3 separate regions of the Mus musculus genome follow, and regions 1 and 3 are each linked to region 2. Evidence: chromatin loops called from intact Hi-C (ENCODE). Cell type or tissue: heart. All regions are shown on one strand. Region 1 overlaps Gm13791 (a long non-coding RNA gene). Region 2 holds the start of Trp53i11 (transformation related protein 53 inducible protein 11). Region 3 has its middle 8.4 kb from the start of Gm32627.

Evidence for each region. A loop is a pair of places that touch in the nucleus more often than their neighbours do. Peaks named below come from ENCODE experiments on the same cell type or tissue, not always from the same donor. Only the 100,000 strongest peaks of a DNase experiment are listed, where the experiment ranks them.
Region 1: it touches region 2 in a loop (6-fold over the local background); 21 of 42 quality-filtered maps call a loop at or near these places.
Region 3: it touches region 2 in a loop (2.8-fold over the local background); 13 of 42 quality-filtered maps call a loop at or near these places.

Annotation. Positions count from the first base shown.
Region 1 is chr2:92,902,933-92,907,932 of GRCm38, reverse strand. All of the region lies in intron 2 of Gm13791 (a long non-coding RNA gene), which reads left to right. Among named protein-coding and RNA genes, the nearest start is that of Syt13, 9.7 kb to the left of the region's middle. In heart, no CTCF peak of the experiment used is centred here; no DNase peak of the experiment used is centred here; H3K27me3 peaks cover 2,173 bases.
Region 2 is chr2:93,184,549-93,189,548 of GRCm38, reverse strand. Trp53i11 (transformation related protein 53 inducible protein 11) reads right to left here and starts at 2,001. Exons shown (of 8, transcript NM_001025246.2): 1 at 1,802-2,001. It overlaps Gm32683 (a long non-coding RNA gene), which reads right to left. Exons shown (of 3, transcript XR_374797.3): 2 at 4,830-4,935; 3 at 4,635-4,738. In heart, CTCF peaks have their summits at 318, 518 and 2,109 (motif pointing right); DNase peaks (open chromatin) are centred at 588, 1,308 and 2,018; H3K4me3 peaks cover 2,399 bases; H3K27ac peaks cover 1,631 bases; H3K27me3 peaks cover 1,349 bases.
Region 3 is chr2:93,133,280-93,138,279 of GRCm38, reverse strand. No RefSeq gene overlaps it. Among named protein-coding and RNA genes, the nearest start is that of Gm32627, 8.4 kb to the left of the region's middle. In heart, no CTCF peak of the experiment used is centred here; a DNase peak (open chromatin) is centred at 2,759.

The DNA of each region.
Region 1 (5,000 bases), 280 kb after region 2:
AGGTATGGTCAGGGAAGGCAAAGTGAGAGGAAGGAATTGAAAATTACATTTCTCAGGATTTAGCTCTGGCACAGCCTCTAGAAATTTCAAATTAATTTCCTTTTCATCTTTAACATCTCTTATTAACTTAAATGTAGTTCCCAAGGCACCCTGGGAGCTTCCACAGTCCATCACTGAATCCTACCCCAGTGAAGAAGCCCAGTAGATCTCAAAGGACAATGACAGTTCAAGCGAGCTGCTTATTCCTATGACCCCAACTGCAGCAGGCCCACCCCTGAAGCAAAGCTGCCTGGGTGGGTGACTGGTCACACACATCAACACATGACTGAGCCAAGCAGAGGCTAGAGGAACCTCCCCACTGAGCCCAGCCAAGTGCCACCCGCAGAACTCAGAGTTCCATTAAGTAATAAGCTGTTCAGTTTGGGAGTATATGTTACATACCAAGAGCTAACTGACATAAACAAAGAGATGATTGATATCCTATCATTCTTGGGTTCATGTTAAGACAGGCAACACACCCCCTCCCTTTTTAAAAATTGTGTATCTTTTATTTTACTTTCTGTATGTCTGTTTGCCACTTGTGTGCCTGGTCCCTGTAGAGGTCAGAAGAGGGCATCAGAACCCCTGGAATAAGGCAGCTGTGAGAAACTATGGGGATGCAGGACACCAAACCTGGGTCCTCTGCAAGAGTAGCCGGTGCTATAACCACTGAGCCATCTCTCCAGCTCCGAATACTCTGTATTGTTAAGTAACCCAGAGCAGAGTCTTTAAGTTGCATGATTAATGCCTTTGATTATTTTTCTTACTGACCAGGGGAAGCCTTACAAACAAATGCACAAGATCTTTTGGATCCCAGCATTGTGGAAGTGAACAGCATCGCTTCCCAGAACTGGCCTCCACTGGTCCGGCTTTCTAGCTTAGTCCTAGCTCCACATGGCTATGGCCCCACCCGATGCCTCAGTCTGTTCGATGATGCTCATAGCCCACAGCCCACACTCTAATTGACATCACCTTTCTCCCCTTACCCCTGTCTCTCACCTACCTAGGGATAGCTGATTTCATATCCAGACCTTTTAATATCTGTTGATATCATTATCAAAACACATGTTTTACTTGTACAACCCCTATGGAAGTCAATCTGGCAGTTTCTCAGAAAATTGGAAATATTTCTACCTGAATACCTAGGTATACCACTCATGGGCATATACCCAAAAGATGCCCCACCATACCACAGGGATACATGCTCCACTATGTTCATAGCGGCTTCCTTTGTAATAGCCAAAAACTGTTAACAACCCAGATGTCCTTTAACTGAAGAACAGATACAGACAATGTGGTACATTTACACAATGAAATACTCAGCTATTAAAAAACTAGGACAGCATGAAATTTTCAGACAAATAGATGTAACTAGCAAATATCATCCAAGGACATGCATGGTTTGCACTCACTGATAAGTGGATACTAGCTTTTAAGTACAGGATACTGAAATAACAAGGCAGGCCAAAGCAAGGATGCCTGGATTTCACCCAGAAGGGAAATGAAACAGTCATTGGAGGCAGATGGAGGTGGGAACTGAGCAGGGAGGAGATTATCTCTAGGACCCAGAGACCTGGGATGGGGGAGACTGCCGGGAGTCTGTGGGGGTGACTCTAGCTGAGACTCCTAGCAGTGGTGGATATGGAACCTGAAGTAGCCACCTCCTGTAGTCAGGCAGGACCCCAAAGGATGAGGACACCAAACTACCCACAAAACCTTGGACCCAAAATCCTGCTTACAAGACATGCAGGGACAAAGATGGAGCAGAGACTGAGGGACTGGCCAGCTGATGACTGGCCTAACTTGAGACCCATCCTATGGGCAAGAAGCAACCCCTGACACTCACTGTTAATGATACTCTGTAATGCTTGCAGACAGGAGTCTAGAATAACTGTCCTCAGAGAGGTTCCACCCAGCAGCCGACTGAAACAAATGCAAAGACCTACAGCCAAACATCAGAAGGAGCTCTGGGAGTCTCGTGGAAGAGTTGGGGAAAGGATGGAGGGACCCAGAGGGGACAGGAACTCCATGGAAAGATCAACAGAGTCAATTAACCTGGACATTTGGGGGCTCCCAGAGACTGAACTATCAACCAAAAAGCATACCTGAGCTGGACCTAGCCCTCCCCTCCATATATAGCAGATATACAACTTGGTCTTCTAGAGCAGGGACTGTCCCTAAATCTGTTAGACAACAGGGTCTGTGGATCGGGTTCCCATAACTGGCTGCCTTGTCTGGCCTCAGTGAGAGGATGAGCCTAGTCCTGCAGTGACTTGATGTGCCAGGGTGGGGTGATACCCAAGGGGTCCTCCCCTTCTCAGAGGAGAAGGGGAAGGGGGACTGAGTGAGGAGGGACTGGGAGGAGGGGGACCGTGATTAGGATGTAAAGAGAATCAATAAAATAGTTAATGAAAAAAAAAAAACCCAACACAACATAACCCCACATGTTTTAATTAATTGAGAAGTCAACCAACAAACGAGAAGTCTGGAGCATTTGTTTGATGGAACCCAAGATGGGTGCTTTGCCCAGATCCACTGGGTCATTGGTGCCTTTAGAGTTGCTAATGAATTAGGGTGAGTTATTCATAAAAGTCGGAGAGATACTCCAACAGGTAAGAGCCCTTACTGCTCTTCCGGAGGATCTGAGTTCTGTTTCCCAGTACCCATATCAAGTAGTTTACAATTGCCTGTAACTCCAGATCTGAGAAGATCCAATACCTGAGCTGGACCTAGGCTCCCCCACCACAGATAGCTGTATATCTGCTATATATGTGGGAGGGGAGCATAGACCCAGCTCAGGTATACCTCTTTGGGCAACTGTACTCGTGTGCACAAATAATAGTAACAAAAACAACAGGCTGGTGAAAATTCCAGCATTCTAGGACTCTGCCCTCAGACTCCAGGCAAATCTGCTTGTTCTCCCTTTACTGTAGAACAGGGGACAGACCAGGAACCACAAAGGAGGCTCCGTGGGTGTGCTCCGGAGGTGAGGCTGACAGTCATTAAGTGCTTCTTCCTACCTGTCGGAGCTTTCTGTCGGTACTAATCCCATTACGTAAAATCTGAGAAATCTGAGGAGAATGGCAGCTCTTGCTAGAGGGGGTGGGGGCAAAACAATGCAACGGTGATTCAGATTAAAATAAAAGCTTAGGGCGTGGGTGTCATTGTGACTGATTTTTGAAGTGCGATGCACACAGTGCATAGGTCCTAAGCATGTCACAGCTGGATCCTATAGTGTGGGAACCCATGTTTGCCAGATCAGAGATCAGTATTCTCTCCCCAGGGGTTCTTCAGGTTCTGTGTCAAAGACGCCCCTATTTTAGAAATAGTTTTAGACAGAAGTTGTTTCTTGAATGAGGAAATGCTTCCCCCTAGAGGCCATCATAGGAATTGTTCCCTCTCTGCATCTGCTGCAAGCCTAGTGTCCTCTAAGCAGTCTTCAAGGACCTGATACATCTGAAATCACCATCTCTCTGCTTCATCCTCCCCATCTCTTGCCCCATCACCTCCTGGTCCTCTTTCCTGTATTTTTTTTCAAGCGTTTGAGCTTACACTATTTAATCTTCCACAGCGCACTGCTTATCTGTCTTGTTTATCTTGCTGAGTATTCTCTGGAAATAAGGCCTTAGGAAGACAGGGAAAAACGGGTCTGTGCTGTTCATTGGTGTGTTCTCAGCCCCGAACAGAGCCAGGCATACTACATCCTTCTAAAATGACACCAACTGTCACTGACAGCCCCTGTGCCATCCCTGTCCAGGATAACTGATTCCCTGACGGACTCTGAACAGACTTTTGTAGGTTTCCCTACTGCTTCCCACTTGTGGAGGGGGCCACGGATCTCCCTGGTTTGTGTCTGTTCAGCGGTCAGGCAGGCTGAGATCAGCGTCGTGCTTTTGTCTAGAAGGAAGTGGCCCCAGTGAACCTGAGTCCCACAGGGAAAGCAGCTGGGAAGCCTTAACCGTCCTAAAGGCTAAGCTCAGTGTCTGAAAATGGTGAGGCGGCTATGCAGTGGACACGGAGGTTCAGCCTAATGCGCGTCACGTGATGCGCACTGGCCTTGGAATGATTTCTGTCCTTTAAAACAGCATTGTAGAATGTGAATCAGGTGCTTTCTGGGTGCAGGAGGGAGTCTAGTCACAGTGATGGGTGGAGTAGAAAACAAAGGACAGGCTGCTTTGGTGGAGGAGAGTGAGGGCAGAGTCGCTTGGGCTAGCCTCGTCACCTCCCACCCACCTCTCCGAAGCACCAATGGCTCGGTTCTCTGAAGTATGTATGAGGCTCCTGATGGTAGTTTGTGCCCTCATTTTACAGGGGCGGGGGTAGGGAGGCATTTTACAGATGGGGACATGGGGTATACGGGGTTGGGGGAGGGTTTACTGCAGCAACCAGCTAGCCTCTCCCAGGGGGAATGCTCTCAGAGCTTTGCCAGCGTTCCTTGTCTCTGGACTCCACGTTATGCTGATAAAATGTCCTCCTGAGAGGTTCCAATTATGTAGAATCCAATGGCCTCCTGGGAATCTTGCTTCAGCAGCTGGGGGAGGGGCGGAGGGGGGAGCGCAGGTGTGTGTGTGTGGGTTCTCCACGCTGGCAGCTGCTGTCCGAGTGCTTTCTGATGGCTTCCTCGGAATCATGTGACTGCCACCAACCATGTGAATCAGCCTATGATCCAGCCCTGAGGACCCTGTGCCACTCTGGCTTGGGACCCCTCCTCTAAGATGTGGTGACAGGAATCAGATTTGTGTACAGGCACAATTCATACTGACCCATCTCAGACATTTATCCCCTTGCCAATCTACACAGTCATGTTCGATACACACTCATTTAGCAGGGACTTATGACAGTTTGGGGATGTGTCAGTCAACAAACCAGACAGTGGAGACGGCTTAGGGAGTAAAGGATTTGCTTCACAAACGTGAGGACCGGAGTTCAAATCCCTAGGACTTATGTAAAAATCGGGCACA
Region 2 (5,000 bases):
GTATTATTTATTTATCTGATCTTGCTTAAGACACAGCACTATCTAGAGTCTTGACAGCTTCCACAGGTGTGCAGGGACCTGTGGGACCCGTGCTGGCCACTGCGACATCACTCTTCTGTGGCTCACTCACTGATACTTGGAGCAGTAAGTGAACACACAGAAAAGCCAAGAATAATTCGTGAAGACCCTGCCCCTAGCCGGCAGCCTCTGTCTCCAGCAGAGGGGGCTGTCACAAGTCCAGGCTGTGAGTTGAGGTGATAGGAGCGGCAGAGGTCCTGGACCCAGAAAAATCAAAGCCAGGAACAGCAAGTGAAGGCAGACATACCTGAGAGTCCAGAAGAAGAGAAGCTAAGGCAGAGGGCACCTAAGACACGAAGGCCAGAGGGGACTCTAGGAGAGCGCTCTGTCTGTACGAAGGTGACAACAGAAACCCGAAGTATATTCTGACTTTCCAAAGATCCTACAGGAAAATAGTATTTTTTTTAGCCTCGGACTGAGCCAGAGGCTGCCACTAAGGGGCGGGTGGTGTTCTTCCGGATTCTTCCAGGAGCCCACCAATCCCGCCGGCGGCAGGTGGCGGCCTTTCTCCAGGAGCCTCCAGACGGGAGACACAGCTGGGTGGGTGTCCCTGCAACCCAGGGACTTCTACACTCTCTCCAGGCCCCATCCAGAAAGTTTTTCTAAAAGAAACGAAACAGGAAGTCCGTGCTGGGGGACTTTGAGGAGGCCTTGGCCGTGTGCTTGTAAAGCTTTGGGTCAAAGTGGGAGTGGGTCCTGGGCCTATCCCTGCTCCTCCACCTCACAGGCAGGAGGAGAAGCCCGCTCCATCCAGGATGCAAGAAGGCGACGAAAGGGGAGCCGAAGCGAGCGGCTGGCCTCGCTGTGCCCCGAGGATGGTGCGCGTAATATTTTCTGCGCACTACACGGGACCCCAATCCATCCTGCGCCAGGCAATGGCGCTACACTTTACAGCTGTCTGCGCGGTTTGGGAGAGAGAGTCGCCCGGGTCCACCTGCAATACCCTCCTGACACCACCACCCCCGACTGGGGTCAGGCCCAAACACTTTTCTGCCCGCTCCTCTCCAGCAGGGACTCAGGAGTGTCGCCGGCTTTGCCCCTTCCCCCTCTGATCTATCTTCATCTCCGCGCCGAGGACACTCCCCCACTTTGTGAAGCGAGAGTCCGCGACTCCTCCAGTCCCCGGCACCCACACAAAAGGTCCGGCCAGACCACTGGACAGCGGGAACCCCTCCACCTTCTCCGCCCGCGTACCCGTGGGGGCGAGGACCCGGAAACTCGCAAGTTTACACCGCGCAATCCTCCCGCCGGGAAACAAAGGCGGGAGGAGGGGGGGCGGTGGCGAGAAAGGGGGAGGGGACCGAGAACCAAGCGCTGAAGACAGAGACCCCGGGATAAAAGAAACTGCTTTACTCTCCGCTCTCACTAGCTCCGAATCAAAGAGATAAAGCCCTGGAGGAGGCCGAGAGCGAAATAAACAGCCCCTGGGGAAGGAGGTGGCGGAGAAGAGAGCTGGGGGAGAAAGGGAAACCGAGTCAGTGCAAGGGGACAAACGAAAAGGACAGAGGACAGTGCCAGTAGGAGCTCAGCGGGGGTCTCGGGCGCCCGCCGCCCCGCAAGTGCCAAGCTGTCCTGGCGCCCGGCTGTCGTTCGCAGGGTGCTCGATGCCCCCAGCGGTCCCTAAGGCCCCCCGGCGTCCCCGGGCTGCGCTGCGCAGGCAGCGGCCAGCGCGGTGGCAACGGCGGTGAAGTGTGAGGCTAGCGGCTGCCGGCAGCAGACTTACGTTCCTGGCGCGCGGGGTGCTGCGCTCGCGGAGCTGGCGTGCCCTGCGGACGCTCCGGCCCGGGGAGTCTCACATCGCGGCGCCGCGCTAGGCAGGCAGGGCAGGGCAGGGCAGGGCAAGCTGGACTCCTGGCGCTGCTGGGCTCGCCCGAGTCTGGCGGCCCGCACTGGTCCCTCCTCTAGTGCCGCGCACAAGCCAATGGCGCGCCGTCCCCTCCCACGCGCTGGGCTGCCTCGCCCCCGAGGTGGCCGGGGCGGGCACAGAGGGGTTGGGGGGGAGACCCAGAGCTGAAACGGAGGGCCTACCGGGAGCCGCCTGCGGAGGGCGCACCCTCGCTTGGCTAGGGGGATCCCCGGACGGGGACAACCTGCCGCTGTGCCACCCAGGACTTTCTCGGAAGTTCTGAAGACAGCGCCCCTTTCTCCCGGACTGCAAACATACCCCTACGGGTTTATGAAACATCCATTCTCAGGCCTAGGCCGGTGTCTAGGGTGGAAGGAAGGCACCTGCTATGACTGTTAGGGTCCCCCACGGGTGAAACAACACGGTTAAAAGCAATTTACAATTCATCGTTTGCTAAACCACTTTCAAAAATAAAACCTTAGCGTTCCCAGCAGTCCAATAGGACTAGTCCCAGTTCACAAAACTTCGAGTCATTAATACATAGCCAAGGCCTTAAGATAATTGGTGAATGAGTGTTCTGTCACCCAGGTCACCCATCTCCCCAGTTTGGTGTGAATCCCAAATGACAAGAACTCTTACCCGCTGAGACTTCTACTGCAGTTGCTGTGCTATGTGCTGCGTGTGGCAAGGTTGGATCTTATCTGTGGCTTCAGAGTATTTGTTGGTGGAAGCAAACAGCTCATGCCAAGAGAGAGTCCCAGGTGAGTCTTGAGAAGTCTCTCAAACTAAAAAGACCAGCACCTACAACCTGTCCCATGCCTGGCTCTGGACTCCCTGAGAAACCCTTTATAGCAGTTGATTTTTGCCCAGGGCCCTGCTTCCTGCTGAAAGAAACCTCTGGATCTTGTCTTCTGGACTGATATAGTAAAGGCTTGAGGGAGGGTGGGGACTGAGAGAAGCAAGGTTGAAGGTAAAGAACTGGGGCAGAGATGGAGAGTAGCTGCCCCTCACTATAACTCAACTAGGTGTGCCTCTGGCTCCAGAGTTAAGTTTTGCTTTTCTGCTCCAGGCTACAGAACTAGAATACCTGGGTTCAAATCCTGGCTCTGTTGTTTAGCTTAGCCCTAGGCAAGCAAGTTTCCTAACCTCTCCAAGTCTTGCCTCCTTACCTACAAAGGGGTGTGACCTTATAGCAGGAAGTACCTTGTGGCTGTTGCTGAGATTCCAGTTACAGCTGCAGGCCATGTTAACCAAACCTGATCATGTGTGAGGTGCTAACATACCAGGTAGGCTCCATGGCCCTCCCAGTGGCTGGGGCTGGACAGGAGGGGCTGTGCCCTTTGCAAGGAAGTAAACAGAAGAGTGTCTGGTGCATAGCAAGTCAGCTCTCAGTGGCTGTTAGCCTCCTGATTACCAAGGCAACTAAACTCCCTTCCCACAGTGCCACCCGCTTTTGCTGAACACCTGGCTAGTGATGACCAGTAATGAATGAATCACTCAGCCGTCATGTCTGTAGCTCTGGATCAGGCCTGCCTGGAGGTGTGTGGAGTGAAGTGCACATCCAAGCCACCTGTCCCTGACCAGGAGCTTCATTGTGGCTTGCTTCAGAGTCTCACCTCAGGACAGTGATGGGATAATGGATTCTTTGTTGCACTATTGGCATGCAGGGCTCTGGGCTGTGTCACTGGAACAGTGTCATCCCTGAGCACCTCCCAGCTTAGAAACACCTCCCAGTGTTCTACCAGAAGCAGGACCTGAAGGCAGAATTCCAGAAGCAGTGCCTAATGGCAATGGCCCAAGGTTTCTCAAAGAAGAGGCTATGTTAGAAGTAATGATCTCACTTTCATTAGCAGCAAGCAAGTGGAACCAAACAGGGTCACCAGTGTTAGGACTTACACTTTCAGTGATGCTCGGTGTAGACAGAGCTATAAGCTCTGGGCATCTGTGTTCTGGAGATTCCATGCCTGTCTTATCAGGAAGTGAGAGCCCCATATGCTTTGCAAAGAAAGTGTCTTAGTTAGGGTTTAACTGCTGTGAACAGACACTATGATCAAGGCAACTCTTATAAGGACAACATTTAACTGGGACTGGCTTACAGGTTCAGTATCATCAAGGTGGGAAAATGGCAGCATCCAGGCAGGCATGATGCAGGAGGAGCTGAGAGTTCTACATCTTCATCTGAAGGCTGCTAGCAGAATACTGGCTTCCAGGCAGCTAGGGTGAGGGCCTTAAGCCACATCAACAGGAACACACCTATTCCAACAAGGTCACACCTCCTAATAGTGCCACTCCCTAGGCCAAGCATATACAAACCATCACAGAAGGTATAGCTATCCAGATGTGTGCTAGGTAAAGTGCTGAGTCCTGGGGCCTTGGAGTTGACAGAAAGGCATCCCTGACTCCCACCCTGTTGGGAGGACAGATATGTACCCATGATCTCTAACAGAAGGGAAACTGCTCACAATCAAGGCTGACAGGCTGGGAGACTGAAAGAACACAGAGCTCAGAGGATATCCACGACGGCAATGCCAAGTACAGAGCCCTCTGGTAAACCTCACCCCTCTCTCTGGCTTCTGCTTGCATGCTGATAGACACAGAGCGCTCACTACAGCTAATTGGAAAAAACAGTACTGAGGGACAAGAGACTATCCAACCATCTCCCCATCCACTCCCCTAGTGTGCCCACCTCTGTGCATACATTCTCCAAAACTCTGCATTTGTTTAAGATCATTCTTAAGGCCACCATTTAGTCCTTGTATTTCTTCAACCAATAAATGGAGACAGCATGGGGGCATGCATCCTTCCCAGAGGTGCCTGGCAGAGTAAGAGAAAATATGTGCTGAGTCCTTTGTTCAAACATGTTTCTAAGTTACCTCATCCTTTCATCGGCTGCAGGCGAGCTTACCTGGTCAGGCACATAGTAACATGAAGCAACACGCATAGTTAGCCGACGTGAACTGTGATGGTAAAGGCCTCTCCAAACCCCCTGTCCTAGTGACCCTCTGTTGCATCTGGGAAGGAAATGGACATGCAGTTATCACTGCTCCTTGGAGCTTTCGAGAAGCCAGTAAGGCGA
Region 3 (5,000 bases), 51 kb after region 2:
GAGACAGTCTTTCCCATCGTTCACAGATGGCTTTGGTGTTCTTCATTTCTCCCTGTAGACCACCAGCATCTTTTCTCCTTCACCCTGACATCCTCATTCTGCAGTCCTGCTGCTGTGGAGTCCTCTCCAACTGGGATCATTTTAAAGTGTCTTTATTTTGGATTGCTTAATCATTGTGTGGAGTGTGTATGTGCATGTGTGCACACGTAGGTCAAATGTGGAGGTAAAAGCTCTGTGTGTTTGAATGGGAATGGCCCCATAGGCTCATATATTTGACTTCTCGGTCATTAGGGAGTAGAAGTTTTGTTTGACAGGGGTTATTAGGTGGAGTATCTTTTTTTTTCCCATTCTCTCTTTTTTTTTAATTAGGTATTTTCCTCGTTTACATTTTCAATGCTATCACAAAGGTTAGGTGGAGTATCTTTGTTGGAGTAGGTATGGCCTTGTTGGAGGAAGTGTGTCACTGGGGTGGGCTTTAGGGTTTCAAATTCTTAAGCCAAGCCAAGTGTCTTTCTCTTCTTGCTGCCTGTCCATTCACATGTAGAATTCTTGCTCCTTCTCCAACATCATGTCTGCCTATGTGCTGCCATGCTTCCTACCATGATGATAATGGACTAAACTTCTGAACCTGTAAGACAGCCCTAAATAAGTGTTTTTCCTTTAGAAGAGTTGCTGTAGTCATGATGTCTCTTCACAGCAATAGAAACCCTAAGACAGTGGAGTCAGGTGTGGTAGCTATTCTTGGTTGTCACTTTGACTATATCTGGAATTAACTAAAGGTCAAACAGTTGGGCCTATGAGAGTTTTTTTTTCCCTTGACTGGATCATTCAAGGCCACAAGATCACCCTAAACCTGGGATACACCTTCTGGTGGTAACCTATATAGAACACGGAAAAAAAGAAGAATTTGCCTTTTGCCTGCTTGTCTTCACTCTTGCTGGCAAGTTCATTCCTTCATTGGGACTAGATCCTACTTCTTTAGGATTCTAATGTATACTGAAGACCATCTGAGACATCCAATCTTGTGACTGAAACAATTACAGGACTTTCTGTTTGGAGACATCCATTGTTATTCTAATCAGACTGGCGATGGAGGATATATATACATGTGTGTGTGTGTGTGTGTGTGTATTCATATCTCAGTTATATTTCTCTAAAGAATCCTGACTAGTGTATCAGGTGGCTTTGTCAATCATTTTCCACATTTTTGTGACAGGGTCTCTCACTGAATTTGGAGCATGTCAAATCAGTCAGACTGACTGTCCAGGTGGCTCCAGGACACTGCCTATCTCTGTCCCTCTAGCACAGTAGCTATAGGTACACCAAAAAACCACCCATCTTTAACATGGCTGCTGCAGCTCTGAAATCAGGTCCTCATGCTGTGTGGCAACCATTCTACCTACTGAGCCATCTCACTGGTCCCCACTTTCATTTTAAAACATAATTTCGCTGAATCTAAAATCCTAGGTGAGTAAGTTTGGTTTCTATCAGCATCTAAAAGCTACTTTCCAGCTGGGCCTGATGGCACACACCTGTAATTCCAGCACTCTGGATGCCAAGGATTGCATGTTCCAGGCCAGACTATACTACATGAAGATCTTATCTCAAAACATAAAAGCAAACACTTGGGTAAGCTCCGTGAAAAAGTGCTTGCCTGGCAAGCTCAAGCCTGGGTCAGCGCTCCGTCTCTGGCCTCCCCTCAAAGCTACTTTCAATTGCTTATTGATTTTTATAGTTTCCAACTATCAATCAGCAGTCATTCCTGTATGGCTTTTTAAAGAAGATATTAAAGATGGAGCTATTTATCATTGCTTTAAAAGAAAGCCAATTCTAGTGTCATGAGCCTTACTATGGGTTACACTGTGCCTATAGGGTGTTCTTGCAGGGATTCCAACTGGATGCTTGAAAACCAGCTAATGTCAAAACCTGGTGGCTAATGCTTGTTCTGTTCCCCCCCCCCCCCAGGCTCTGCCCCTGTTCTGGGCTGATTTCCTTCCATCCATCTTCTGCCCTACCCATCCCCTTTATCCCAAGTTGAATTTGCTGCTCACCTGCCATGTTTTCAGTTCCGAGATTTTAATTTTTATTTCTAGAACTGTCATTTTGTTACTTTTCAAGGTTTCCCTTGATAACCCTGAAACACCACTTCTGCACACACACCATCTATTTTTGTCCTCTAAGTTCTCCTCGTAAATATTCATACACAGAGAAGGCTTCATGTCTGCTCCCATTATCTGCATTAGCTCTTAGTCATGAGTCACATTTTCTCAGTTGGCTTCTGGGGTCTTCTACTGTCTCCTTCCATTATATTTTTGAGTGTGTGTATGGAAAAAATGCGGTGGAAATACTACAGCTTCCCCTTTATTTTGTGCTTTGTTTGCTATAGACTCTGACCCTCCCGCTGCCTGGTAGGCAGATAGAGAAGCTGGGTGCTGTGTTTCTCTTCACGTGCAGTACAGCTGGAATTGAGAGCTGAAATGACCTGTAATCAGCTTCCCTTGGCAGCCTCTGTCTTCTCTTGTCAGTCTTGAGCTCCAGTTTCAGATCGGTTTTATTATTATCTAAGGTCAGCCGCTTCAGCAAGACAGTCAGTATGAGAATGTGTGAGACCATCATGGCCTTCTTCATTTCCATCTGTTTCTAACATCTCTGCCTTCTAGGAGACCTTAGGTGGGGCCGGTGGGAAGTTGAACGACAACACTACCTCCTCCTGCGTCAGAGCATCTCCACACTGCTGGCTTCCCTGACTTCCTGTCTTCCAAACTCTAGTTTGCCCTGCCTATCGCACTCCACTCAAGGCTAAAGTGATTTCCCGTTGACCTTGCAAGGCAGCCCCTCCCTAGACCAGAGACCTTTCCAGCTCTGGCTTCCTTTCAGAGCTCTGAGGCCTTTTGATCCTACTGTTTTTGATTAGCACATTGAAAGTGTGGTTTGGGGCAGACAGGATGAGTCGGTGTGTGAAGGGGCCTGCCATCAAGCCTGACAGTTTGGGCTCTACCCCTGGGACCCACAGCTTAGAAGGAGAGAACCAACCCTTGCAGGTTGCCTTCTGACCTCATGTATGCATCCAGCATAAAACTGAAGGCTGCTTTTTAAATTATTTCAGTTTTTCTGTGGCTGTATCTTGTACCTCTCTGTACATCATCTCCAGAAATACAAGACTCGGCAGCACTATCAGTAGACAGTTATTAGTAAGATAAGTGTAGAAGAATATAATTACAATACAGATTAGTGCTCTGACACTGCAGAGTCTTTTCTGGCAGGCGACTATATTAACCACTTTCCTTATTGCAGTGGCAAATGCCCGAGGAAGGCAACCTCGAGAAGGAAGGGGCGATTTTGGCTCACAGTTCAAAGGAACAGTCCGACCTTGTTGGGGAAGTCACTGTAGCTGGACATGGGGTGGTTAGTCACCCCATGTAGCCTAGAAGCAGAGAAAGATGCATGTTCTTAGCCCTCTTCCTCCTTTTTATTCAGTATGAAACCCAGCCCATGAGATGCAGCCCACTCCCAATTCTAAGTTAACCTCTGGTGTAACCTTAAAGGTCTCCAGGCATAAGGAGAGATGGAGGGAGGCAGAGTGAACCTGTGGTCTAGCATAGGAGGCTGGCATCAGCTGCCTTCCCTCCAGGGCAAGTATGCATCCTTTCAGGAACAATTATCAAGAAGACAGAGCTAAGGACACCACACTGCTACCACGCTTGGCTCTGGCTTTACCACCCTTTGGGGTAGCTGCCAGGTGACCAGAGGATGGTGAAGGGCCCTGGGTGACACAAATATGAAGTCCTAGAGGTGGACAGAACCAGGAAGGTAGACAGGGCACACTTGAGATCACCATATGATCATCGATAGGTCATAATTCCCCAAACCCTACAAAGAAAGCTCATAGTAGACAAGGATGCTATGAAAAATGATGGGGGATGTGGGGAAGAAATGTCAGTAAAATAGTCAAGGAGAACTTCTCAAGGGAAAGATGTGGCTCTTATGGCTGAAAGGACCCTAGAAAGGTTCGGCAAGGGCAGTGAAGGCAGGTTCCCACCACAGAGCAGCAGCAGAGAGGCTTGGGGCACATGGAATGCATGGTAGTGCTTGTGATGCATGGAGGATGTTGTCATCCAAAGAGTTAAAGAGAGCCTCAGGGCAGCTTCGAGCTTCTCAGCAGCAGGCTTATGAATGACAACACGACTGAAAACTGTCCTTAAGGTCCCAGAGGAACCAACAGCACAGAGAGAGAGAGAGAGAGAGAGAGAGAGAGAGAGAGAGAGAGAGAGAGAGAGAGAATATACCTCTAGACATTCAAAATATCAAGAAATTTGCCTCCAGCTGCCTTTAAAAAAAAAAAAAAGAAAAAAACAACTACTGGAGGATGCCCTCCACTCGAATGAGAGAGTGAACCATAAATATATCTATGGATCAGGGAAACAGGACATGCAGCTAGGGGCTGGCAGAAGGTTCCTCACACAATGAGGTCATCTGCCTACAAGTTCAGGCAGGTCTCAAGAGGATGTCTCTTATGATGGTGAACTGGAGAAAGGCTGGTATGAATTAAAATACCAAGACCAGTTTGAGCCAACTGGGGAAGTTTGAGGTTAGAAAATGAACGGTCCGAGAGCAGAGAAGTACCGCAAACAAAAATAAAATAAACAGTGGTCACCACAGCAAAGGCTAATCATCTCACCCAAATCTCAAAAGAGAGGACAGAGGAAGGGAGGTCAGAGGGAAGAAAAGGAGAGGTCCCCTACTGAGAACTGCAACTCAGGCAGGCGCAGTCTGAAATGGAAATGTGTCATACGTGACAGCGAACACGGGGTAAGAGTAGACACTGAGAAGGTAAAGACAGAAGGAAGAGCCAGGCGCGGGTTGGAGACTGGAGTGCCTTGAGTCAGCACTGGGGGACATGGTAAAAACTGAAAATGAAAAATGGGATTGCAGGAGCTGGAGAAAACCAGAATAAAGCTTGAATCTCAATTTTTCCTAGGGCAGATCTGATTCCAACAAGG